Linked DNA regions of Homo sapiens: all the other regions are linked to region 2. Evidence: chromatin loops called from intact Hi-C (ENCODE). Cell type or tissue: IMR-90. All regions are shown on one strand.

Region 1 (8,000 bases), 240 kb before region 2:
CCCAGCCACATGCTCAACATTCAAGTGTTTGATCCAAAAGATGTTTACTAGACGAGTTTCCAAGCATATGAGGTCAATAGGCACTGCCCCCATCAGATTTTCAGTAGAGGAAACAGTGAAAACAGAAGCAATGCCAACAAAGTCAGAATGAATGAACTATAGTTGACCCTTGAACAACACTGGAGTTAGGGGTTCCCCCGAACAGTCGAAAATCCACATACAATTTCTGACTCCCTCAAAACTTAACTACTAATAGCCTACGGTTGATGGGAAGCCTTACTGATCACACAAACAGTTGATAAACACGCACAATGGAATCTACATGTATTTCACATATTCATGACACACCTACGTTTTCCTTAATTTTTTTTCCTTTTTTTTAAAAAAAAAAAAAAAAAAAGAGAGACTGGGTCTCATTGTATTGCCCAAGCTTGAGTGCAGTGGTGCAATCATAGTTCACTTCAGGCTCAACCTCCCAGGCTCAAGTGATCTTCCTGCCTCAGCCCCCTAAGTAGCTGGGACTACAGGCATGGGCCACCACGCTGGGGTTTTTGCATTTTTAGTAGAGATGGGGTTTCACCACATTGCCCCGCTGGTCTCAAACTCCTGGCCTCTGGTGATCCTCCTGTCTTGTCCTTCCAAAGTACTGAAATTACAGGTGTGAACCACCATGCCTGGCCCGCTTTAATTTTTTCGATATTTCTAGGCTATGTGGTTCATCTGCAAGTTTTTTCAAATTGTCACAAATCTCCAAAAAATTTTCCAAATATTTATTGAAAAATGTCCCCATATAAGTGGACTCAAACAGTTCAGACCCGTGTTGTTCAAGGGTCCACTGTATTTTGTACATTTACTTAGCAAATGTTTCTTGAGCTTCCCCTTGTGCAAGGTGCCACACTGGGCACTGTGAAGACACAAAGGTGAGTCAAACATGAACACCATTTTCAATTTTCTGGAGGAAGAAAAAATGTGCGAGTAACGTAACACGGAGATTCCAGTCAGATGACGGCGGGGGGAGTAAGGCAAGTGTCAAGGACCAGCCGTGACGGAACTACTGTGCATCTAGCTTGGGACCCTCCATCTGAGGGTGGAACATCAGCTAAAACTATTAATGAGCTCTGCACAGGCCTGACATGTAGCACATGCCCAACAGATCATTACTGATCGAACCACTGAGTCAGCAAATGAATCAACCAGCGAGTAAGTGGTATCAACATCCTGGTTTTTAGAACTTCGGATAAATTGTTCCCTAAAATCTCCACCAACCCAAAAATGTTGTGATTCATACTTAATCAAATGTTGGAAACTGTTGTAATACTAAATCCAAAAGCAGCACATTTTTAGTTAAGTCATTTGTTCAATGTCTGACTCCCAGACCGAGAGTGAACACAGTGGCAGAGGAAAGATGCAGAGGTGAACTTCCATGTGAGTGAGGATGGCTACATTCCACCTGTACAGTGACGCCAGGCTCCACCTACATCAAAGGCATTTTTTCAAATGGTATTGCTCCGTGTTCACGGACAGTAAAAAGTGCCTGCTGGGACCGAGCCATCGAAAGCCAGACAGAAGGCGATGACTCACCTTGCCTCTCTCTGAACCACTTATTTCACAAAAATAGACTTGTGACATGGGAAGACATGCTTATTGCACACTGCTTCATAAACAGGAAGAATGGCATTCCTCCTTACCTTCCACTAGTGGCTTAGCAGCTGTATTGAGCATCAGCTATATTAAGGGCAAACCCTTTAGCCTCGTTCAGTAGAGCCCAGAGGAAGTCGGGGACAGCCCACAGGGTGACAGGACAAGAGGTCAGTAGGGCCAATTGGTCACACAGAATAGCCTGATTGGTCTTTACCTGCATACCCTCCTGGCCGGAGATTCCCACACCCACATCTGCCACCTGGATCATGCTGACATCATTGGCTCCATCACCTAGAAACAGCACAGGCAAGAAGAATTGTTTGATTCTAGAAACAGCACAGAATCAAATCAATGTGCTAGATTTTCTTGGGAGTCCCCGCTGAACTCAGTCCTGTGAAAGCGTCCTGGGGAAGATGGGGGAAAAAGGAGTAGAGCATCCACCCTGGGAGAATAGAGTTAAGCATTCAGAATAAGCTAGCGACACCAGGAGATGTTTCGGAAAGCGGGCTGGAGCTGAGCCACCTGGTACATGGCGCCTGCTCTGCAGTGCCGCTCTTACACCAGTAAAACCCTCATCCTGCTGTCTGGCACAAGGAAAGATGCTATCATCATCTTCATCATCATTAGTTACTGAGCCACTCCAGCCAAGCAGCCAAGGCTACTCCCAGCCACACTTCCCGGGCAGTTTCTAAACTAAGGGAAGGAGGTTAAATTCAGCCCAGCACGTTGTGGAGCTCTTTTTTTTGCATATGGATTGCCACAGTATTAGCCATTGTGCTCACTTTGGGGCCCTCTAGGGGTGCAATAAAGGAGAACTTCTCTTCATTCTGTCAATTTGTTGATAGAAAATGTTTAGGAACACAGAGCATGGTCAGATATCTGGACACCTTCGGGGAAAGGACAGCAGAGTCATAAAGTTGTTATCACTCCGTGACGGTCACCATTCTTGGAACTGGGCAGCAGAAGAGCCCAAATCAGGGCATACATCCCAAGTTGCACAAATGAGAAAAGGTGCAGATACACAAAGTTAGAATGACTTGTAGTGTGACTACAGGATGTCTCTTCCCTGTGATTTTCCTGTTCTTTATAATGTTGAGACCAATATTAACTGATCAGTTAATATATATCAAATTGGAATTCTCTGAAGCAATAAAAATCTGTACAGCTTTCCCCAGAATGTCCCATTTAAAATGAGATACGGTAAAACATGAGATATGGTATGCAACGATGCTCTCTACATTATAAACCACTGGGCACTAGGAGTAGGTCACATTGATGCTTTAACGCATTCTTTCTTTCTTTCTTTTTCTTTTGAGACAGGGTCTCACTCTGTCACCCAGGCTAGGTGGGAGTGCAGTGGCATGATCATGGCTCACTGCAGCCTCAACCTCCTGGGCTCAAGTGATCCTCCCACTTCAGCCTCCTGAGTAGGTAGGACTACAGGTACATGCCACCACACCCAGCCAGGTTTTGCATTTTTAGTACAGATGGGGTTTCGCCCACCATGTTGCCCCAGCAGTTTTTTTTTTCTTTTTTTGAGACAGGGTCTCTCACTCTATTGCCTAGGCTGGAGTGTAGTGGTGTGATCACGGTTCACTGCAGCCTTGACCTCCTGGGCTCAGGTGAGCCTCCCACCTCAGCCTCTCAAGTAGCTGAGACTGCAGGTGTGTGCCACCACACACAGCTAATTTTTTTTATTTTTTGTAGAGATGGGGACTCACTATGTTGCCCAGGCTGGTCTCAAACTCCCGGGCTCAAGTGATCTTCCTGCCTTGGCCTCCCAAACTGTTGAGATGACTGGTGTGAACCACGTGCCCAGCCATGTGCTGATGTTCTTATGGGTCATTACTTTCCCGTTTTCTTTTGAGATTCCATTCTGTGTTTCCTTTTCTTTTTAATCTGCCAAGGATTTCCTTCCACTTCTTCAGGAATACCAGACACCAGTGGCTACGCGGCTGAGGCAGGCACTGGCCAGGCCAGGGAAACATCATTCACGTCTTACTGTGTACTGTGGCCTTTCAGGGCTGACGTTGTCCTCGTGCTCCCAGGGAAGGACGCTGACGCTCAGAGGAGGAGGCTGGGACAGGGGTGGTGCAGGTCAGCCTGAAGACCGTTTCCAGCTCCTCAGGGAAACCTGAGGGCCACCCCAGGCACATGAAGGCAAAGATGGCCTCAGGACAGGCCATGGCTGTTAGGTTCCCCGGGCCTCCTGAACACGTGCCCTGTGCCCACTCTCCTTAGCGGTTACTGGCCTCAGGGTGTGTAGGGCAGGGTCCCCATGACGACCGTGTTCAGGCCAGTGCTCGCTCTCCTCACTGCCACTGTAACCCAGGCTCAACAGCGGTCTCCTCTGGCCAGGTGAGGTGCCCACTGTGAACAGGCAGCAATCTCCATGTCAACAAGCAGGGGCTGTCACAGACCTTTTGCAGAAAATACTGCCAACACTGGCTGATTGATTGGCGAGGGTACTTGATTTCTGATCCAGTTCTCACCTAGGAGTAGATTCTATTTACAGGGAGGCCCAATTGTTGGCATGTGGGGGTCACGGCCACTGCTTCCTTCCTGGCCCTCACCAGGAGGTGGTGCTGCTGAGCCCCTGAACCTGTGCTAGAGACTCTGCCTGCACTAGAAGTGGGCAGAGAGGATGTCCTGGAAGGAGGCGAGTGGCCACCATCCCCTCCCTGGAGAGGAGCAGACAGGGCTCTCCAGGCCAACAGTGTCTGCCAGGAAAAACCACCATGAGAAACACAGTCCTTAAATAACTGGTGTAAAACTGAGCAGTGATGCGTATCTGATGATGGACTTATTTACTCAGAAGCCTGTCCCAGAACCATCAGCACAGCTGACAGGAGGCAGTGGGAATTCTGGTCACCAAGCCTCTGGGCCCTTAGGGCGTTACAAAGCCTTGGACACCCGGAGGCTCATGGTGACCAGAAGCAGCTGCAAAGGACCTTCTAAGTTGGCCTGGGCTAAGGCTGAGTGTGTAGTGCCCTCTGCTGTGGCCAGGACAGACTGGGACAGGCAGGTCTCTTGTGTGCTGTCTCCTGAGAAACAGGGTAAGCTCCATCTTGTTGCCGTAAAGCAGCACCGGATTACTGACCTTGCAGCATGAACCTGTAACTCTGCTACTCTCTTTTGTGGCTTTCCAATGTAAACTTTACCTTCGGAACATGTTGCCTGCTCTATCACACTGGGTGTGATTTTACACACAGAAAGAAAGGTGAGGAAGTGTTTTCCCATCTCGTGGTGTAGCATGGAAGGGTAGAGGAAGTTTGGGTCCAGCTGGGAGGAGGCCGTCTGGCCAGCTGGGATACTTGCCTATGGCCAGGGTCATGGCCTTGAGCTTGCTCCGCACCAGCTTCACCACCATGCTCTTCTGCAGAGGCGTCGACCGACAGCAGAGGACGGAGCGGCACTGCTTGGCAAGGAAGAGGAATTTGTCCTCCAGGTTTTTCTCGAGAGCGTAGGCCAGGCTTCTCCCATCGATCACGAGGCTGGGTCTGCGGCCAGAGGCAGTGGACGTGGAGGGTGGGCAGAGAGAGGAGAACCTCATGCTCACTTTGCCCTTGGTCTTCTCAGGGGCTCTCTGGAGGCCTCTGGACTGCACGTAGCATAGGCACTGGTCTAGCAGGGCTGCACACGCCTCCTGAAAGGGACATGAGAGGACAGCGCAGTTCCCTCAGAGTCATGCCACAAACATCCCCGCCCTGGCTCAACACCTCTGGAGCTGACATCCTTCCGGGCTCCAGGCTGCAGTACCCGCCTGCCCAGAGGCCACCCTCCAGAAACTGTGAAGTTCAGCCGGAGAGGATGACTTTCCCCAGAGAAGAGACTGAATTGGTGGCCAGGCACCGTGGGTGGCTCACTCCTGTAATCCCAGCACTTTGGGAGGCCGAGGCGGGTGGATCACGAGGTCAGGAGATCAAGACCATCCTGGCTAACACGGTGAAACCCCGTCTCTACTAAAAATACAAAAAAATTAGCCAGGCGTGGTGGTGGGTGCCTGTAGTCCCAGCTACTCGGGAGGCTGAGGCAGGAGAATGGCATGAACCTGGGAGGCGGAGCTTGCAGTGAGCCAAGATCATGCCACTGCACTCCAGCCTAGGCGACAGAGCGAGACTCTGTCTCAAAAAAAAGAGACTGAACTGGTCTAGGTTTCTCTAAGATCTTACTTGATCACCCATGATACAGTGCAGAGGTTGGAATGGACCATCTTCACTTTGGGAGGCCATACTGTATTATTGTGAAATTGCTGGATAGTTAGACTGAAGGCCCTCCATGTACTTCTTGATAGTTCTCAGAGGCCCTTACCTAACCCCCCAAGGACTAACTGCAGGACACAAAGCTCTGCAAAAGGCTTTGTTATGATTAGCCCCTAAAGAAATGCAATTTTCAGTATCCTCCCTAAGTTCTCCAATTCTGCCAGGAAAAGAAAAAAAAAAAAGCACAATTACGGAGGCTTTTAATAGGCAAAACTTGATCTGGATTCCAGAGAAAGGAGGAAAACCTACGGTGGTAGCAGCACTAGGGATCAGGGGCAGGAGCTGGAGGCACAGGAGGGACCACCGTCTCCAGGAACAAACACGCTCCGGGGAGCCTGGGCAGCTCCTGATCCTCCGCAGACCGTGAGTCTGCTGGGTCAGTGACCAGTGCCCTGCAACACACCACGGAAATCCAGCTGTGTTCAACACACGCTTACTGAGGATCCTTTGTATTCAGAAAATGAAGCCAGACTAGAGAAAAGAAGACTGAAAAGACACAGTTACTGCCGTAGGGGGAACAGACAGCTGATGCACACACACTCATGGCTGCAGCAAATCACCAACCAGGATGTGCGAAAGTGTGGAGATGGATAGGAGAGGGAGAGCTTTGCTTCCAGGGCATGGGGTGGGATATGGCAGTAACTGGGGAAGGCCTTGAGGAGAATGCAGGATGCCATCACAGGAACTCCATGAGCTCCCTGGACTCCCACAGCAGTGGAGACTCCTCCTTCATCCCGTTGCTCCCACTGACTTCAGGCGGCACTTGGGCAGGACGCATAGGCTCATTACTGCAGAGCTCTGAGAGGGAGTAGCAGCCGATGGACCGGGAGAGGAGACAAGTGTGCTAAGGACACTGAATGGGTGGTGGGTATGTCACTGTCACTCTGGTAGCCCCTGGCTTAGCCCAAGGCACCAGGGAACCTGGACGTGGGCTCCAAGGCAATGACAGAGAGAGCTCCAGGAGATACCTTCTAGCTCTGGCTTGAGGAGTGAAAAGGGGGTTCCCAGTGCTCTGAGAAGATGAGGAAGTCTCCAATTTTATTTATTCTTTTTCGTCTATTATTTTGAACTCAGTCCCAGGCAATTCTGCTACCGTGGCTATGCAGGAATGGCAGTGGCAGAAATGTCTGCTGCCGCAGACTCCAAGGGAGCTAGACCCTCCTTTCCAACAGAGCCTGTGGTGCTCTGTCTTCTATTCTGCCCCCACTTGGCGCTGGATGCAGGAGAAGGGCAGGAAATATGGGAAGAAGAAGGTGACACACTCCAGCTTTCCTGCCAGAAGACTGAAAAGGGGATTCTTGGGGAACCAGAGGCGCTGGAAAAATTGTAAAGAGAAGCTTGGCTAACTGACCCCATAATGTTGTTAATGAATTCCTGGGCTCACCCATAACAAAGCCTTTGAGAGGCAAACTCTGCAACAGACTGCCACCCAAGTTCCAAGGTGACCTCTGGAGGGCAAAAATGCAAGACTAGGTCTTATAAACACATCTGCCTTTGAAACCAACACCCAGAGCTCACAGCCCAAACCCCACAGGGTTGATCACCTGCTTAAAAAAAATCCACATTCTCCATAGAAATTAAAAATGGCCAGTGTCATAACATAATATTCGAAATGCCCATGATACAATCCAAAACTTCTTAGCATACAAAGAACCAGGAAAATCTTAACTCTGTGGAAAAAGACAATCCACAGAAGCCAATGTCAAGATGACACAGATACTGACATTATCGACAAAGAAAGACGAAAACAGCCATTATCCAAAAGTTCCAAGAAGTAAGATTGAACATGCTGGAAATGAACAGAGAGACAGACAGTCTTGGCCAAAAAGAAGGAAGATATTTCAGAGAACCAAATAGAAATTTGTGACAGAAATACATTAACTGAAATAAAAAGCTCACTGGATTCTAAATCATCTATGTAGATACTCTGCCCTCAAGGAGAAAACTATAACTCCACACTCCTTAACTGTGAGCTGTGCACAGTGACTTCCTTCGGAAGAATTCAGTATGGGAAGAGGCAAAGAGTACAGTGACTGAAAGGTCAACCCCAACAGTGACATGGTGTTGACAGCATGTACCCTTGATAGGATATGATGA
Region 2 (8,000 bases):
GTACAAAAAACATCTTATAGTTATAACAGGTTATTTTAAATTGATAATGACTTAATTTGACTGCAAAGAATAAAAGTAACAAAAATAAACTCTCCACTAATATGCCCCATCTTGACTTTTTCATGTTTCAATTTACATCTTTTTATATTGCCTATCTTTTAACCAATTGTTGTAGTTACCATCATGTTTAATAGTTTTGTCTTCTGTCTTCATACTTAAGAAATAAGTGATTTACTTGCCCCAATTGCAGTATTAGGATATTCTGAATTTGTCTTTTTTTCTTTTATTAGTGAGTTTAATACCCTTAGATATTTTCTTGTTACATGTTAGCAACCATTTCTTTCAAATTGAAGAACTCCCTTGGGCATTTCTTGTAACACAGATTTGGTGATGATGAATTCCTTCTGCTTTTGTTTGTGTGGGAAAGTCTATCTTTCCTTAGTATCTGAAGAATAGCTATGCTAGGCACAGTATGCTCGGTTGGTAGTTTTTTCCTTTAGCACATCAAATACAGCATTCCACTCTGTCCTTGCCTGCAAGGTTTCTGCTGAGAAATCCACTGAAAGCTGTATTGGGTATCTCTTGCATTTGGTTTGTTTCTTTTATCTTGCTGCTTTAAACATTCTTTCTTTGTCTTTGATTTTTTTAAATTTGATTATAATGTGCCTTTGGGATTTCCTCTTTGGGCTGAATTTTATTGGTAACTTCTGAGCTTCTTGTACCTGGATGGTGTCATTTTTTTTTCAGATTTGGGAAAATTTTATCCATTATTTATTTAAGTATGCTTTCTAGGCCTTTTCTCTTTTGTCTCCTTTGGGAATGTCTATTATGTGGAAATTAGTTCACTTGATGGCGCCCCACAATTCTTGTAGGCCCTGTTCACTCTTTTTTTAAATTCTTTTTTCTCTTTACTCTTCTAATTGGGTAATTGGGGTTATCTGGGCTTCATAAAACTGGATGTCTATTTCCCTTCCCAGATGTGGGAAGTTTTCAACCATTATTTCCTTAAATAAGTTTTCTACCACTTTCTCTTCCTCTTCTCTTTGTAGAAATCCCATAAAGCATATATTGGTATGTTTGATGATGTTCATAAGTTCCCTAAGTTCTCTTTACTTTTAAAAAATTATTTCTGTTTTTTTTTTGTTCCTCTGACTGGATAATTTCAAACGATCTCTCTTTGTGCACACAGATGCCTCTTCTTCTACCTGATCAAGTCTGCTGTTGAAGTTTCCTCTGAAATTTTTCAGTTCGGTCATTGTGTCCTTCAGCTCCAAAATTTATTTTCTTTTATCATCTCTATGTCTTTGTTGAAGTTCTCATTTTGTTCATGTATTGTTTTCACGATATCATGTGGCTTTCTTTCTGTGTTCTTTAATAGTTCACTGAGATTATTTAAGACACTTATTTTGAATTCTTTTCCAGGCAGTTCTTAGGTCTCCATCTTTTAAAAGATCAGTTATCGGTTTTATTGTGTTCTTTTGGCATCGTTGTATTTTCCTGATTCTTTGTGATCCTTATGGCTTTGCACTGGTGCCTGTACTTTTGAAGAAGGAGTCATCTCTTTTAATCTTTACAGGCTGGCTTCAGCAGGGAAACCCCTTCCCAGTCAGGCTGGCCAGAGATTCTGAGTGGGCTGGCTGGTGGGATCCATAGGCTGGAAAACTGCTGGGGTCAGTGGGTAAGCAGGCTTGCTGCTGTGGTCCATGGGCAGGTGGCCTGCTGCTGTGCGCCACCAGCATGCCGTTGAGGTCTGCATGTTGGTTGTTGAGAGCCCTCATCTATTTCTGTTGTTCTTAGCAGCCCCCAGGCAATCTAGCCTTTCTGATTCACTCAGTGTTCTGGGTGAGGCATAACAGAAGTGAGCCTCTCAGGCAGTAAATCAAAAGGCTACAGAAGAGTCAGATGCTCACTGCATGCTCTCTTTCCCCCATGGGAGAACTTATGGGCCAAGGAGATCTGTCTTGGTGCTGCATTCTACTGGCCTAGAGGAGGCTTGGTGCTGGTAAAGTAAAAATATTCTTACCCTTTTCAATGTGTCTTTTCTCATTTCTGTGCCCCATCAAGGTGTTGAATACTCTTGCTTGGAGTCCAGAGCTCTCAGAAAAGTAATTTTATCTATGGATGGTTATTAAATCAGTATTTCTGAGGGGAACAAGGGCTGGCACTTCCTATTCTGCCATCTTGCAGATGTCACTTCCAGAATTCTTTCTTAAGCAGAATTTGCCCCCTTAATTTCCCTGGAGGGTTTCCCAACATAAACTATTGTGTTCAGAGACATTAGGAACATTTCTCCCAGTTCATAGCTTAGGTCCAAATAACTTTTCCAGGCCTGCTTTTCTGCCAACCATTTCATGTTTCATGGAGCAGCCATAGGGCAGTGGTTTCTCACCTGGGGGTGACGGTATAGTGGTTTTAACTCCCGGGGGACATTTGGCAATGTATGGAGACAGTTTTGGTTTCATGACTTGGGAGGGGATCTTACTAGCATTTAGTGGAAAGAGGCCAGGAAAGAGTGCTGCTAAACACACTACAATACACAGCCCAAAGTGTCAAACTTATTGAAGTTGAGAAGCCCTACCCTATGAGTACAATTAGTAAATAATTAATACATATAAAGTACTTAGAAAGTCTCTGGGGCAATAGTGAGTGCTCAATAAATGCCAGCTATTTATAGGGATGGTCTGAATGATATCCCATTGTTGTACCAAACTGCTTGTTGACATTCAGTTTCATATTTAACTGTGAACTGCATAGAAGCATGTGACCCTCATGTGAGCATCAGCCTCCCTTCACTAACATAGTCCTTTGTGCGTATGAATCACTCCTACATGAGAATGGAGCAGTAGAAAGAAAGGGCCAATCCCCTGATTGAAGATGAACATCCTTATCTCTGAAATTCTAAGGCAGAGTTAGAAGAAAAGAGGTTGGAGTGCATTTCTGATTAACTTTGTAAATTTTAAAATTCCTACAGTTAAGTGAATTTGAATTTGGTAACAGAAAAAGTATAAAATTACTCTATTTCATAAAAGAAACAGAAATGATCTTTTGTCTTTTTCATGTATAAATTTGGCTGTGACCCACAGAAGTATGAAGATATGGTTTCCACACCAATGTTAGGCCTTCTCAAGGAGCTTAGAGTGTGTCGGTGGAGAGGGAGAAGCCCAACGGGAGATCTTATTCCACCTCTGCACGTCTTCAGGACCCCTGTGGAAACATGTGATCTCTAACAGTCTCTCTGGGGCTCTGCCCACCCCCAGCAGTGTCACCTCACATCACCGCACAATAAGAACTTTCTCATCATGAACATAGCTTTCTCTGGAGAAGCTGGGAAGTGCTTAACTATGCCAGAAGCTGGACAATTCAGGTAGAAGTGTAAATGTTGGCCTAACCTTCAAAGGACAGAAATAGCTTTCTTTGAAAGTTCTCAAAGGTGTTTCAGAACTCTGGAAAATTTTAAATCTTAAAATAACACTACAATTGTCCATTTGTCTTGGGGATGCCTGTGCGGAGTGAGAGTGAATCCCTAAATTTGACTTTCCGTCTCTCCTCCACTGCAGGATGTGGTTGGGCTTTTTCGTCCTTGGGCTGCCAAAACTGAAAAGCACCTTGCTCCACTCCAGAGGAATGTGTTCAGTGTCCTTTATAGAACCCACTTGTTTCCTGGCCTGGAAGGGGGATTGTCCCGGTGCACAGCCGGGCTGTCACATGTGTGACGTGTTAGCTGTCCCCCTCCCAAACATTAGCAAAGCATAGTACTGCGAAAGCAAATGTGGCTCCCAGGGCACCGCTCACAGGCTGTCACCAAAGCTTATGATCCCCGAGCTGACTGGGAATGGGGAATGTCAGGGAATACACAGTCTCCGCCCCCTTCTCCTTCAACTCTCACCCTTGGGCACATCACTCACGTCTCCTAAATCATCCCATGGTTTAGGAGTCAGGCAGTGATACACATGCTCTGAGCAGATTCTCAGGTGCTCTTAAAAGCTGCCAATGCTAATATTGCCCTGGAAAACAATGATGAGTATTTTAGAGCGACCCACTCACTGGGTGAATGCATTGAGTCAGCCCATCCCCCTGCCTTCACTGACTGCACTGCGGTGGGGTGGGTGGTGGTGTCTGTCCCTCTCTCTCTGCCTTCACTCCTAACTGACAGCTCCTGCCACCCTGATGCTCAGGTTTCATCATCCCATATACTCTGGGTCTTGTTCCGACTCTACAAAGAAAAGGTGCCACGAGGACTGTGACAGAGTATGACTATAATTCGGTAGAGGTCTCATCTCAACTCCTTGTTTTACATACCATGTGTTAACTGAGGCCACATGGAGAGGGTAATGTGAAGTGTTACCTGAAGGACGGTGGCAGAGCTCTGTGCACTGGCTGCCCCGAGGGGGCAGAAAGGAAGGGAGGGAGGGAGGAAAACAGTAGGGAAGAAGGAAGCCACTCTCTGCCCGCCCCCTGCCCCATCTCAGGCCCTAGCCCTCTGCCAGGAGCGTCTCCTGAGGCTGAAAGTGCCCCCTCCCGCTCTCAGACTCTGCGCTGCCATCTGCCTTGCTTCTCTCGGTACCACTTCCCCTGCTCTCTTTTGAATCGGATTCTCTCCTTCAAACTCCAGCTGATCCAGCCCGCACATGCCAGGCCCGTATGTAGATTCGTCTGTTGCCACCGTCCTCCAAGCCCTAGGGAGGGGTTGAGCTCCGTGGAAGGCCTCTGATGGGAGGGACACGACTCGGAGGCTGAGCAGCACAGGACACCGTGGTAAACTGGGATTCTTCTTTGCCTTTCTCAGGGAGGCAAAAGGTGCAGAGGCCTGCAGTGTGCTGTGAGCGACAGTGCCAGCTAGTGGCGCACGACTTACATCGCTAGCTACAGGGTTTCTTTTCTTTTTCTTTCTTTCTTTTTTTTTTTTTTTTTTGAGGCAGTCTCACTTTGTCGCCCAGTGGCACAATCTCAGCTCACTGCAACCTCTGCTGCCCAGGTTCAAGCAATTCTCATCGGTCAGGCTCCCGAGTAGCTGGAATTACAGGCATGCTCCACCACACCCAGCTAATTTTTGTGTTTTTAGTAGAGAAGGGGTTTCACCATATTGGCCAGGTTGGTCTTGAACTCCTGACCTCAAGTGATCCGCCTGCCTCGGCCTCCGAAAGTGTTGGGATTACAGGCGTGAGCCACTGTACCCGGCCCAGCGTTTCTTGACAACAGGGAATTGGGAGGATGCAGTCAGGCCTGGCCTTTAGTGGGTTGTAGAACTCCCTCTAGGGGTAAATGCTCAATAAAAATGGCTTAGCCTGGCCAGGTGTGGCGGCTCATGTCTGTAATCCCAGCACTTTGGGAGGCCAAGGTGGGCGGATCACGAGGTCAGGAGATCGAGACCATCCTGGCTAACATGGTGAAACCCCGTCTCTACTAAAAAATACGAAAAACAAAATTAGCCGGGTGTGGTGGAGGGGGTCTGTAGTCCCAGCTACTCGGGAGGCTGAGGCAGGAGAATGGCGTGAACCCGAGAGGCGGAGCTTGCAGTAAGCCGAGATCACACCACTGCACTCACTCCAGCCTGGGCAATAGTGGAGCGAGACTCCGTCTCAAAAAAAAAAAAAAAAAAAAAAAAGCCTTAGCCTGAAGAACACTGCCTTGCTTTCCATTTGGATTCTTTTCCTGTAGTTTGAATAAAGACGTAAGTTTTATAAAAATGTCTAGCCTTATTTTATGCATGTGCCCTGAGAAAGGTCTTAGACTCATTTACTGAAAGATGAAAGCAGCTATGTTTCTGAAATGAAGTCACTCTTCAATCACTTACTGCCTAGCAGGCAGCCACTGCCAAGTCCATTTTCCTGTTTTTATTGGAAAAAATATCATATCCCTTCCTTTAAATTTGTTTTTGATTCAAAAAAAATGGTTCTGAGATGTTAGAACATGCATGCTATGTGTCAAAATCTAATATTCACCAAAATCTAATAGTCATCAAACACTAGAAGCATTTAAGAAGAGGGCCGGGCATGGTGGCTCATGCCTGTAATCCTGGCACTTTGGGAGGCTGAGGCGGGTGGATTTCCTGACCTCAGGAGTTCGAGACCACCCAGGGCAACAGGGTGAAACCCTGTCTCTACTAAAAATACAAAAAAATTAACCAGGTGTGATGCCGTGTGCCTGTAGTCCCAACTACTTGAGAGGCTGAGGCAGGAGAATCGCTTGAGCCCCAGTGGCAAAGGTTGGAGTGAGCCAAGATCATGCCACTGCACTCCAGCTTGGGCCACAGAGTGAGACTCTGTCTCAAAAAAAAAAAAAGAAAAGAAAGAAAGAAAGAAAGAAAGAAAGAAAGAAAGAAAGAAAGAAAGAAAGGAAGGAAGGAAGGAAGGAAGGAAGGAAGGAAGGAAGGAAGGAAGGAAGAAAGAAAGAAAGAAAGAAAGGCTAAGTGCTGATTGGCTGCATGGAGGTGAATGGGCTTCCTTGCGATTAATGAGGCACAGCAGAAATGGAAGACGGGGAGGGCTTGAGGATGCTGTCCCAGGACAGTCCAAGGGACACAGCAGGGGAAAGAGATGTCCGGGCAGCAAGAGACGGAGAGCAAAGCTTGGGCCCTGACAGCATGGACCTACTTCTTTGAATCCCAGAAGGCAAAGTGCATACCCAGCCTACTGTGAGCTCATCCTCATCCCTGCCACTCAATTCACAGTTCTAAGAGTTGATACAGAAAATTAATTATATTTCATATATTCAATAGGTTAGACACAAACATTTCCTAATTAACTTTATTTCTAATAACATTACACCCCCTGCCAAAGCAATATTCTTATCTGAGGCCAGAGTTTGCAGTGGGAAGATGTAGAAAAGGAGAATGGGATCTATCCTGGTCTGGGAATTCTGTAAGAGTCTAGGAAGGCAGATGGAGCATGTGATAGCCTGATGACACGACAATTTGTCACAGACTCCTGAAGAAACCGCTAGCATTCTAAATGCGCAACTCATGGGCGTCATGATTTCATTTCTCTTAAAACCTGTGACTTTCCTGCGAACAATTTCTTTTCATAAGAATAAACTTGACATCCTCCACGTACGAATAATAGAAAGTTCTGTGCTGGTGTGAGAAGCACTCATGGAGGCCTCTGTCCCACACTGTGGTCTGAGAGAGCTTTCAAGTAAGACACATTTTAAGCCAGCAGCTTAGATTGATAGGTAGATAGATAAGTAGATGGATAGATAGATAGATAGATAGATAGATAGATAGATAGATAGATTATAGATAGATAGATAGATATAGTAACTGATTTCAGTAGGGAAGAATTATCATTTGGCCAGTTAAGGATAAAATGTCTTACTACATAAGGTTGGACTTTTATCCTTCTTATCCCCAAAAAACATATCCTGATTTTCCCCAGTTCTGCCTGTATTTGATATATAACAGGATTACAGTACCAAGATGTATATATTTAATCAAGTGAACTTTTGCTTGGCTGTGAGGCCCTCTGCTACAGTTTGAATGTGTCCCCTGCAAAATTCAGGTGTGGAAACTTAATGGCCAATGTGATAGTATTAAGAGGAGGGACTTTTGCAGGTGATTAGACCACGAGGGCTCTTTCTTCTTGAGTGGGATCAGACCCTCATAAAAGGGGCCTCACAGAGCATTCAGCTGGCTTGCCCTTTTGCCTCCCACCATGTGGTGACACAACCTTCCTTTCCTTTGGAGGACGCAGCAACAGGCACCATCTTGGAAGCGGAGACCTGGGCCCTCGCCAGGCACCGAACCTGCTGGTGCTTGGATCTTGGACTTCCCAGCCTGCAGAACTGTGAAAGAATAAATTTCTGTTCTTTATGAATTACCCAGTCTGCAGTATTTTGTTACAGCTGCACACACAGACTATGACACCCCCAACATGGAAGGTGCAGGACCAGCTCCATAGGGCATCAGATGCTGTGACCCACTTGGAAGGAAGTTAGAGGACTGCACTGAAGTGTCTGAAGAGCAAGCTCCCCTTTGCACAACCTCACTTTCATGTTGGTTTGGG
Region 3 (8,000 bases), 430 kb before region 2:
TCCAGGGCAGTTATCCTGCTGGGGCTGGGCCAGCCCTCCTGCCCTAGCAGCCCCCATCTTTCTCTGCCCCACCCTGTCTCCTAGGTGTGCTGGGATTGCTGTGTGGGGAGGGAGTACGGCCAGCCTGCCTGGGCCCACACCTTCAAGGAAATGAAAAATAATTTCTCCTTGCAAGAGGTTAGGGGAGCTTCCCAGGCTTGTCTGTTGCTATTTCTGTCAGTGAAGAAGCAGTTTCGAGGTCCCCAGGCGGCTGGGAGGAAAGGAAGTGTGCCCCAGGCCCACCTAGGGGGAGGTCTACAGGAGAAAGGCTCTCTTTGTCATTGCTGGAGGGTAACAGCGAGTTTGCAGTTGGTGATAATGATTCATTTCCTCAGTTGAGGTTTGGGAGGATTATAGCTGGAATTTGAAAAGTCGTTTCTATATCTGGCAACGAAGGAACTCTGAGTGATCAGCATGTACTGTTTGGTGTTTTGCCATCATTGGTAATATCACTGTCTTAGTCAGCTCGGGCTGCTGTAACAGAACACTGTAGACTGGGGGGCTCACAAACAACAGACATCCACTTCCCACAGTTCTGGAGGCTGGAAGGCCACGATCGGGGGCCAGCTGGCTTGGGTTCCGGTGAGGGCCCTCTTCCGGCTGCAGATGGTTGCCTTCTGATTGTATCCTCACGAGGTGGAAAGAGAGCCAGAGAGCTCTCTTGGTCTCTGTCACAAGGGCATTAATCCCATTCATGAGATCTCCACCCTGATGACTTAATCACCCCCCCAAAGGCCCATCTTCTAAAACCATCACATGGAGGATTAGGATTTGAACATATGAATTTCATGAGAATGCAAACATTCAGTCAATAGCCATCACCAACAACACTAAAATGTAAATTGGAGGCGTCATGTGAAAAAAGAAATGATCTAAATGAAACTCCATGCTATCATAACGGAGTTCTGCAGCCACCAATGTATGTCCTCTGGTTGAGTGTACAGGCGGTATATGTATATGTTAAGTGTATATATATCTTATGATTGTTCTGAGTATTCATGATTTAAAGTACATAATCAAGCAATGAGCAGTGTTCACATCCCCAGCTGATTAGAGCCAGCGTGTTTCTCTAATCATTCTCCACTGGCTGGTTGTGGAGGCAGAATGTTATCAGGATGCCCTGATAGATCAGCAATGTCCTCTCCTGCTTTGTTTCAGGAAGGGGCGAACGTTTGTTTACGGATCTGACAGCATAAAAAGTGAACCTGCTGAGAATGGAGTCCATGCACTCAAAGTCACTTCACCTCCACTGGTGTTGAAGGATCCCCGTGGCTCATGGTCCACAAGCCAGAGAGCTTATTGCTAGTGCAAATGCTTACCCAGTTCCTTCCACTGGGATGGACAGTTCCAGTTCCTAACTCAGCCCAGAGGAGCACAGCTCTTTTGTTTCTAGTATCTTCTAGTGTAGAGGAGCTGTTGTTGAGGATAGGTCCGTGGAGGTGATCGCCTCCCTTAGCTCCTGCACAGTAAGCAGATGCTGAGGCGGTCTTGAACATTAGAGCATAAGGCACCGGGATGTGTCCCCAGGGCTGTGCTGCCCTTGAGTGCCTTCCTGGTCTGTAAAGTTGCATGGCATGCAGGAAGAGAGAGAGGTCTGGCAACTGGCAGCACACCATGACTGAGTGGACCTGACTCTCCAGGCACCTTGAGGGTGCAGAGCCACCACTTCACTCTCACAGAGCTACACCATTATGGGGTATCTTTGCAGGACATAGGAGACAATCTGAAGTGTTCAGAAACTCCAATGCCCTGAAAACACTATCAGGGGATGAATTATAATGTAACATACTAATAATACTAAAAAGGCAAAGGGAGGTAAGGTTTTAAGAGATTCACTATGAACTTTGACCTCAAGTCTATGGAATCCTCTTTTAGCTCATACCTCATTGTAGATTTTTTTAAAAACTGCAGTGAATTATGTTTTTTTCTATTAAAATTGCCTATAAGTTGACAGTGAGTTTATCAGAAGTCTGTCTTTTCCCATTTTGACAAGGTCTAGTGACAACTGGTAAGAACTTAGAAGTATAGTCAGCACCAGCTACTTTCAACTAACTACAGGAGGGATAACTCTGCATTGCTGTTGGTTGATACATAAGCTGAGACATGAATGATATTCACTGCATAACTGGCAATGTGGACACTAATGGGACCCTTCCCACAGGTCATGCCCGCTGTTGAGTGCACTGTATAGATGATCACATTTATTCCCCAGTGCAACTCATGGGACAGGGATTATCATCCCTATATTCAGGGAGGAAATTGAGACTCAAGAGAGGCTCAAGTAGCAGAACCAGGCTTGGATCCAGAGACTCTGACCCCAAAGCCGTGACTTATGGTGGGGAGCTCTGTTTCTTCCCAGAGGTTCTAGTGAGCAGCCTGAGGTAGTGATTTCCTCCTATGGTGACTGAGAGCTCCTACTTTATGGCATCAGATCAGGGAGGGACTCCAGCTTGATCTGGCAGCTGCAGCTGTAGACATTATTCCTGCCCTCGTGAAACATAAAGACTTGTTAGTCTAATGGTAGAGATACGACATCAGTGTAACATAATAGATACTTATTAATCAGTTGCTGTTATTCCAAACACAACATTGCTTTGTTATACTATATGTAGTCGCTTCTTCTGTATGTCTATAAATCAAATATATTTCCTTGCATCCTGAGAGGTAACAACCTAGATAAATACTTTATTTATTTATAATCCATCCACCTATTCATCTATCCAACACATATTTGGTGATTTTGATTACATTCCAGGTGCCTTTGCTAAGGATGGAAGGACATACAAAGATGTGAAAATCCAGGCACAGGCTCTTCCTCCGAGGTGGCTCAGTCTAGCAGGGGGAGACCCTCTCTGTACATAACTCTGAGGAAAGTGCGCTGGAAGAGCAGGGGTTTAGCAGAGAATGTGTTCTCACGGCAGGGGGTCACAGAAGTATTGATGAGTGAGCAGGACTTGGAAAGGGCAGATGGGCTGGTAGTAAGGACATTGCAGATGAGCAAAGGGACACTCCTGGGGAGTCTTGAGTGTGGGGGGGACTTGAGGATGTTCATGGAGGGGAAAAGCTGGGCAAGGCTGAAGAGTAGGGCAGGGCAGGGCACGGAGGGCTTGGCCCCTGGATTGGCAGCTAAGACTGAATTCAGTAGGCAGTGGGGCCATCAAAGCTTCGAGAGCTGGGGAAAGCCATGACATGGGTTTAGTGGGAAACACATATTACTTAAAGTCAGGCAGATCCTGGCTGGAATCCTGGCTCCATCTTTTTAGCTGTGTCTGCTTGGTCAGTTGCTCTCAGCCTGAGTTCCCATGTCAGTCACCTGAAGGAAATGGGCCTGCTTTGTGGTCTCATTTAGAGGTCTTGCTCAATCATGTGTGTAGAGTGCCCATGGGGCCTGGCCAGTGAGTCCTCCGAGGCACCTCAGGCTGAACCACGGGTGGCAATAGAAATGGTATGAAAAGATGGACAGCTCTCAGAGACAAGGAAGAATGACTAGAACTCGGAACCTGACAGGAGGTGTCCTTGTCCGGTGAGGGGGCTGCAGAGTGAGATGTGACCATTCTGGGCTACCTTCCCGGCAGTTCCCTGCCCAGGCATGTGGTCGCTGTGGGGCCCTGAGCCTGGGACAGTCCTTTTTTGGGGTCAGGCTTTTCTTTGGGTTATTCCTTTCAAGCCATAGTAAAACCTAGTAGTCTCTGTTTTCACACAAGTTTCTGACATCTGATGCCAGATTTACAACCTGAAGTGGCCAAAGATTTTAGGTTTTCCTTGGGGCTTAAATCAATGGTGTTGCTTGGCTTCCTCCTGTGCAGTAGGTTGGCCAAGAAAACCACCCTTTGTTCTGTCTTGAAGGGAAGGCATGCTGCTGTGTGGCTCTTGACATTTACCTTATCCCGGAGCTGAGCTTTGTCTATGGCTGTGCAGGTGGGGCGGGAATGGGAAAGACAGTCCTCTGGCACGCTTTCCACATTTGGATGGAAGACCCAGCTTCAGCTTCAAACACTTTTATTCCTGATGGCATTGTTTACAAACATGCTAGAAAAACAGAATTAGGGAACAAAATTATCTCATGATTGCTGAACTATGATGAGATTGATGCTTTTAAGCACTTCCCCTAGGGAAACCAGGCAGGAATCTTTCAAGGGGAAAATGTATCATAAGGGAAGACAATTAAAAGTTAAAACTGGCTAATGAAACTGATAAAGGGAGAATTGTTTTAATTATCGATGCTCGTCTTAAATAAATTGTATGATTTCCCAGAATAACACATCCATCATCATCAAGTATGAGGACATGACCCGATCCTGGGGTCTCACAAGGGGCTTTTGGGTGTCTCTGAGAGGACCATGATGAAGACTCAATGACATTCATGCTTCTGAACCCTGAATCCACTTCAAGATGCCATGTAAATGCTGTGCATCTTCACCAGCAGATGTCACTGTTTACATATAAAATGCAAACAGCCCCCAAAGCTTCCCCCCACCCCCACCTTTATTCTAAAGCAACACACACTTGTCCATGTTTTTTCATAAAGCCTTATTTATCATGTGGTCATTTTTGTTCTGGAAAATAATGATATTGTTTATCCCTTTAAATAGCTGTACATGTAAAGGGAACTGGTTTATGAGAGATACCCATTTCACATACTAAGCTATGCAATGACACCTCTTTTAAAAGATAATTGTTGAACACTTACTATTTGCCTGAAACCAGCTTCCCATGATGAAAGGTATCCAAAAACAGCTAAAGAGCTGTCCTTCTTTAAGGGTCTTAAAACCTCTTTTGAGAGATGACAAATAATAAAGCAACTTACAATGTTGGAAGTTAAATACTAAAACTAAAAATGAGTGTCATATTGTTTCAGGGAGATGAAGGTCTGTGGGGGCTGGAGCAGATGGAAGGCTTTAGGGAAGGAAGCCCCAAGATAATGAGGGTGAATTCATCTGGTTGAGAGTGGAAAGGTACTGTGGGTTTTTGGTTTTTTTTGTTTGTTTGTTTTGCTTTATGTGTTTTGGGGTACTTTTGCTGAGAGAATAAAGAGCAATTATGTTTGGAGGATCTATTTGTTGGAGTCATGAAGAGCAAAATGGAGGAGGACAATGTTATTACAAAATCCAGCTGCGAGAACAGCGACTCCTGCAATGGTAACTAGAAATAAGATCAGATTGGGAGGCATAAGGAAGGAAGACAAGACCGCCATGCCAGCTTATTGACAGGTACAGTCACTATGTCTTCTTGTCTTCTCAGTCCAAAATCAAAATACAAGCATTGACACATGGTCAGACACTAAAACAGAAGGTTTGAAATCAGGGCTGTTTCCAGAAACTCCAGGACATATGGATGCTGCAAATATACGGAGGAGAGAGTGACTCTCATGAACATGTAGGGTATCAATGGTGCTGCCACTGAGAGAAATGGAAGACCTGGGGAGGAAGGTTGGCTTGGACAGAAAGATGTTTTTAGTCTGATCCATGTGGTTGAAACTGATGTGGGCCACAGCATGATCTAGCAAGGCTGGAAGCTATTCAGGAGCCACTGACCTAGAAGTGGAAACGACAATAGGGAGGGGAGAGAGAAGGGCCAGGGTGTAGTCGTCAAGGTTTGTGTTTTAAGGAGCCAGCTCATTTTATTAAATTGCATACATCAATAAGTAATATCCAGGAAAGAAGAGAACTAGAAACCTCTCCCTGGTGTGGTGTACTATTAAGCATGCAAGTTTCTGCTGACTTTGCATCCTCTCTGCCTTCACATCATGGGAATTCGTGACCAGAAGCCTTCAGCCTGCACCCCTCCACCCATCCCAGGGTTTCACCATAATTACTCGGGACTCTCAAACATCTGTGCATCAATCAGCTGCCCATCATACTTGCTCACCCCTTCCAGTCTCTGGGAAAGCAACTTATTATCCAATGTGGAAGGTCTTGTTCTTGATAAGGTTCACTTTTTGAATCCTATGAGGGAGGGAGGGAAACGTGGCTGGAAGTTCAAAGCAGCCAGAGCCATTTCCAAAACACATTCTCCTTCATTTTCCGCTGACTCACTGTGGGATCTTGACAAACTCCTAACTAGAGCTGTGCCTTAGTTTGCTCAACTATAGAATCGGAAAAATGACGCATTCTTCTTAGAGTTACCTCTCAGATTGTGCTTCTGATGCATGTCAAGCCCAGTGGGGGCACACCGTTAGTAATGAGACATCTTAGCACCAATATGTGCTTTTCACATTGGGCAGGTGTCAGGAGAGGCCTGGGGTCATAGGACCAGACTGCAAACAACACAATCCCAGAATAAATCCTATTAATTTGGCATAATTGATGAAAATGAAGATTAGATATTTGACCAGAGATGAGAAATTCATGGGCATGAATGCTGCAGCTCTGATTACTTTGCATGTGAATGTGTGGTAAGAGGCAACATTTCTTTTGTTTAAAACCCTGTGCACCTAATTCACATTCAGAGAAAGGTTGTAGAATCATTCAGGCTCATTGAAAACAAGGAACCAGGATGCCAGCAAGGCCAATGTTGTTGTGAGAATGTTGAGCTATTAATTATAAAATAGCAAAACAGGGTGATTTTATTTATAGCAAACTGTTGCTAGGCAGATAATAAAGACCCCTTTCAGAGCTTGCATTTATATATACATATATATATATATATATATATGTATTTTTTTCTCACAAAAAAGTGCTAGCTTGTGTAATGATTTTTCAGATGAAATGAAAGCAGGACGAGGCTGTCAGCCCTGAATACTTGTGACTTTTAGACTAAAGTCCTTGGCATCAGCCAGCACTGCAGGATGGAGCAGGTGAGGTTCAGCAACCCTGTGAAGGGAGGCTAGGGTATTACCCGCACCCTTTAACAGCAGACTGAGTATATAAACTCTCACTAGACTGGAAGTGAGTGAGCAGCCCCAGGAAAGCCCAGATGAGCTATTGTGCCTTCCTTGGCTTCCCTACCTTCTGTTGTGCCAGGAAGGGTCGGGGAGCCTGTCTGTGGCCTTACTCAGTCAGATATCCCTTCCCTGGCCCCTCTAGAGATGGTTGCTACCTCCTTTTAGGAAGTGTGTGGGAAGGGGCCAATTTGCAAAGGTTCACTTGTGCTCAGTCCCTGCTAAGATGATCAAGCTCTTTTCAAAACTCAGGGGTTGGGCTTTTGCAGTTTCTGGATAGAAGAGGCCCTTAAATATTTGTGGAATTCATGAATGACTTCATGCATGCATTTGGTCCTGTATTTTGGTCCAAGTAGAAGATATGGTAGGTAGAAAAATACCACCTCCCCCGACAAAGACATTTCTATCCCAATCCCTGGAACCTGTACATGCTACTTGATTTGGAAAAAGGGTCTTTATAGATGTGATTAAGTTAAGGATCTTGAGATGGGGAGATCATGCCGCATTATCTGGTAGATCCTAAATGCAATCACATGTATCCCTTTAAGAAAGAAACAGACATTTAACTACATACAGAAGAGGAGAAGGTGATGTAAAGGTAGAGGCAGAGTGCTATAGACTGAATGTTTGTGCACCCTTCCCCACCCACCCAACCCTGCAAATTCATATATTGAAACCTAACCCTAATGTGATGGTTTTAGGAGGTGGGGCTTTTGGGAAGTGATTAGGTTATGAGGGCAGGGTCCTCATGAATGGGATTAGTGCCTTTTTCAACAGGCCCCAGAAAGCGCCCTTGCCCCTTCCACCATGTGAGGATGACCATCTATGAACTAGGAAACAGGCCCTCACCAGAGACTGAATCTGCTGGCATTTTTGATCTAGGACTTCTCAGCCTCCAGACTGTGAGAAATAAATTTCTGTTGTTTATTAGCTACTCAGTCTGTGGTATTTTCTTATAGCAGCCCAAACACACTAAGACACAGAGATTGGAGTGGTGCAGCCAAGAGCCACAATTGCCAAAGGTGCCAGCGACTTGAAGAGCCAAGGCATGGATTCTCCCCTCTGGAGGGAGTATGGCCTG

Evidence for each region. Hi-C counts contacts between places; a loop is a spot of excess contacts. Peaks named below come from ENCODE experiments on the same cell type or tissue, not always from the same donor. Only the 100,000 strongest peaks of a DNase experiment are listed, where the experiment ranks them.
Region 1: a loop joins it to region 2, with 15 times the contacts of the local background. A loop is called at or near these places in 49 of 110 quality-filtered maps.
Region 3: a loop joins it to region 2, with 16 times the contacts of the local background. A loop is called at or near these places in 55 of 110 quality-filtered maps.

The regions. Positions count from the first base shown.
Region 1 is chr15:25,689,860-25,697,859 of GRCh38, forward strand. ATP10A (ATPase phospholipid transporting 10A (putative)) reads right to left here. Exons shown (of 21, transcript NM_024490.4): 14 at 4,960-5,287; 15 at 1,856-1,932. Among named protein-coding and RNA genes, the nearest start is that of LINC02250, 120 kb to the left of the region's middle. RefSeq lists enhancers at 5,321-5,821, 6,808-7,354. In IMR-90, CTCF peaks have their summits at 2,428 and 4,228 (motif pointing right); a DNase peak (open chromatin) is centred at 1,602.
Region 2 is chr15:25,929,282-25,937,281 of GRCh38, forward strand. All of the region lies in intron 1 of LINC02346 (long intergenic non-protein coding RNA 2346), which reads left to right. Among named protein-coding and RNA genes, the nearest start is that of LINC02346, 31 kb to the left of the region's middle. RefSeq lists enhancers at 1,185-1,686, 1,687-2,186. In IMR-90, a CTCF peak has its summit at 4,830; a DNase peak (open chromatin) is centred at 4,820; H3K4me3 peaks cover 284 bases; H3K27ac peaks cover 172 bases.
Region 3 is chr15:25,504,139-25,512,138 of GRCh38, forward strand. LINC02250 (long intergenic non-protein coding RNA 2250) reads right to left here. Exons shown (of 5, transcript NR_187215.1): 3 at 3,921-4,068. Among named protein-coding and RNA genes, the nearest start is that of UBE3A, 69 kb to the left of the region's middle. In IMR-90, a CTCF peak has its summit at 4,472 (motif pointing right); DNase peaks (open chromatin) are centred at 363 and 4,463.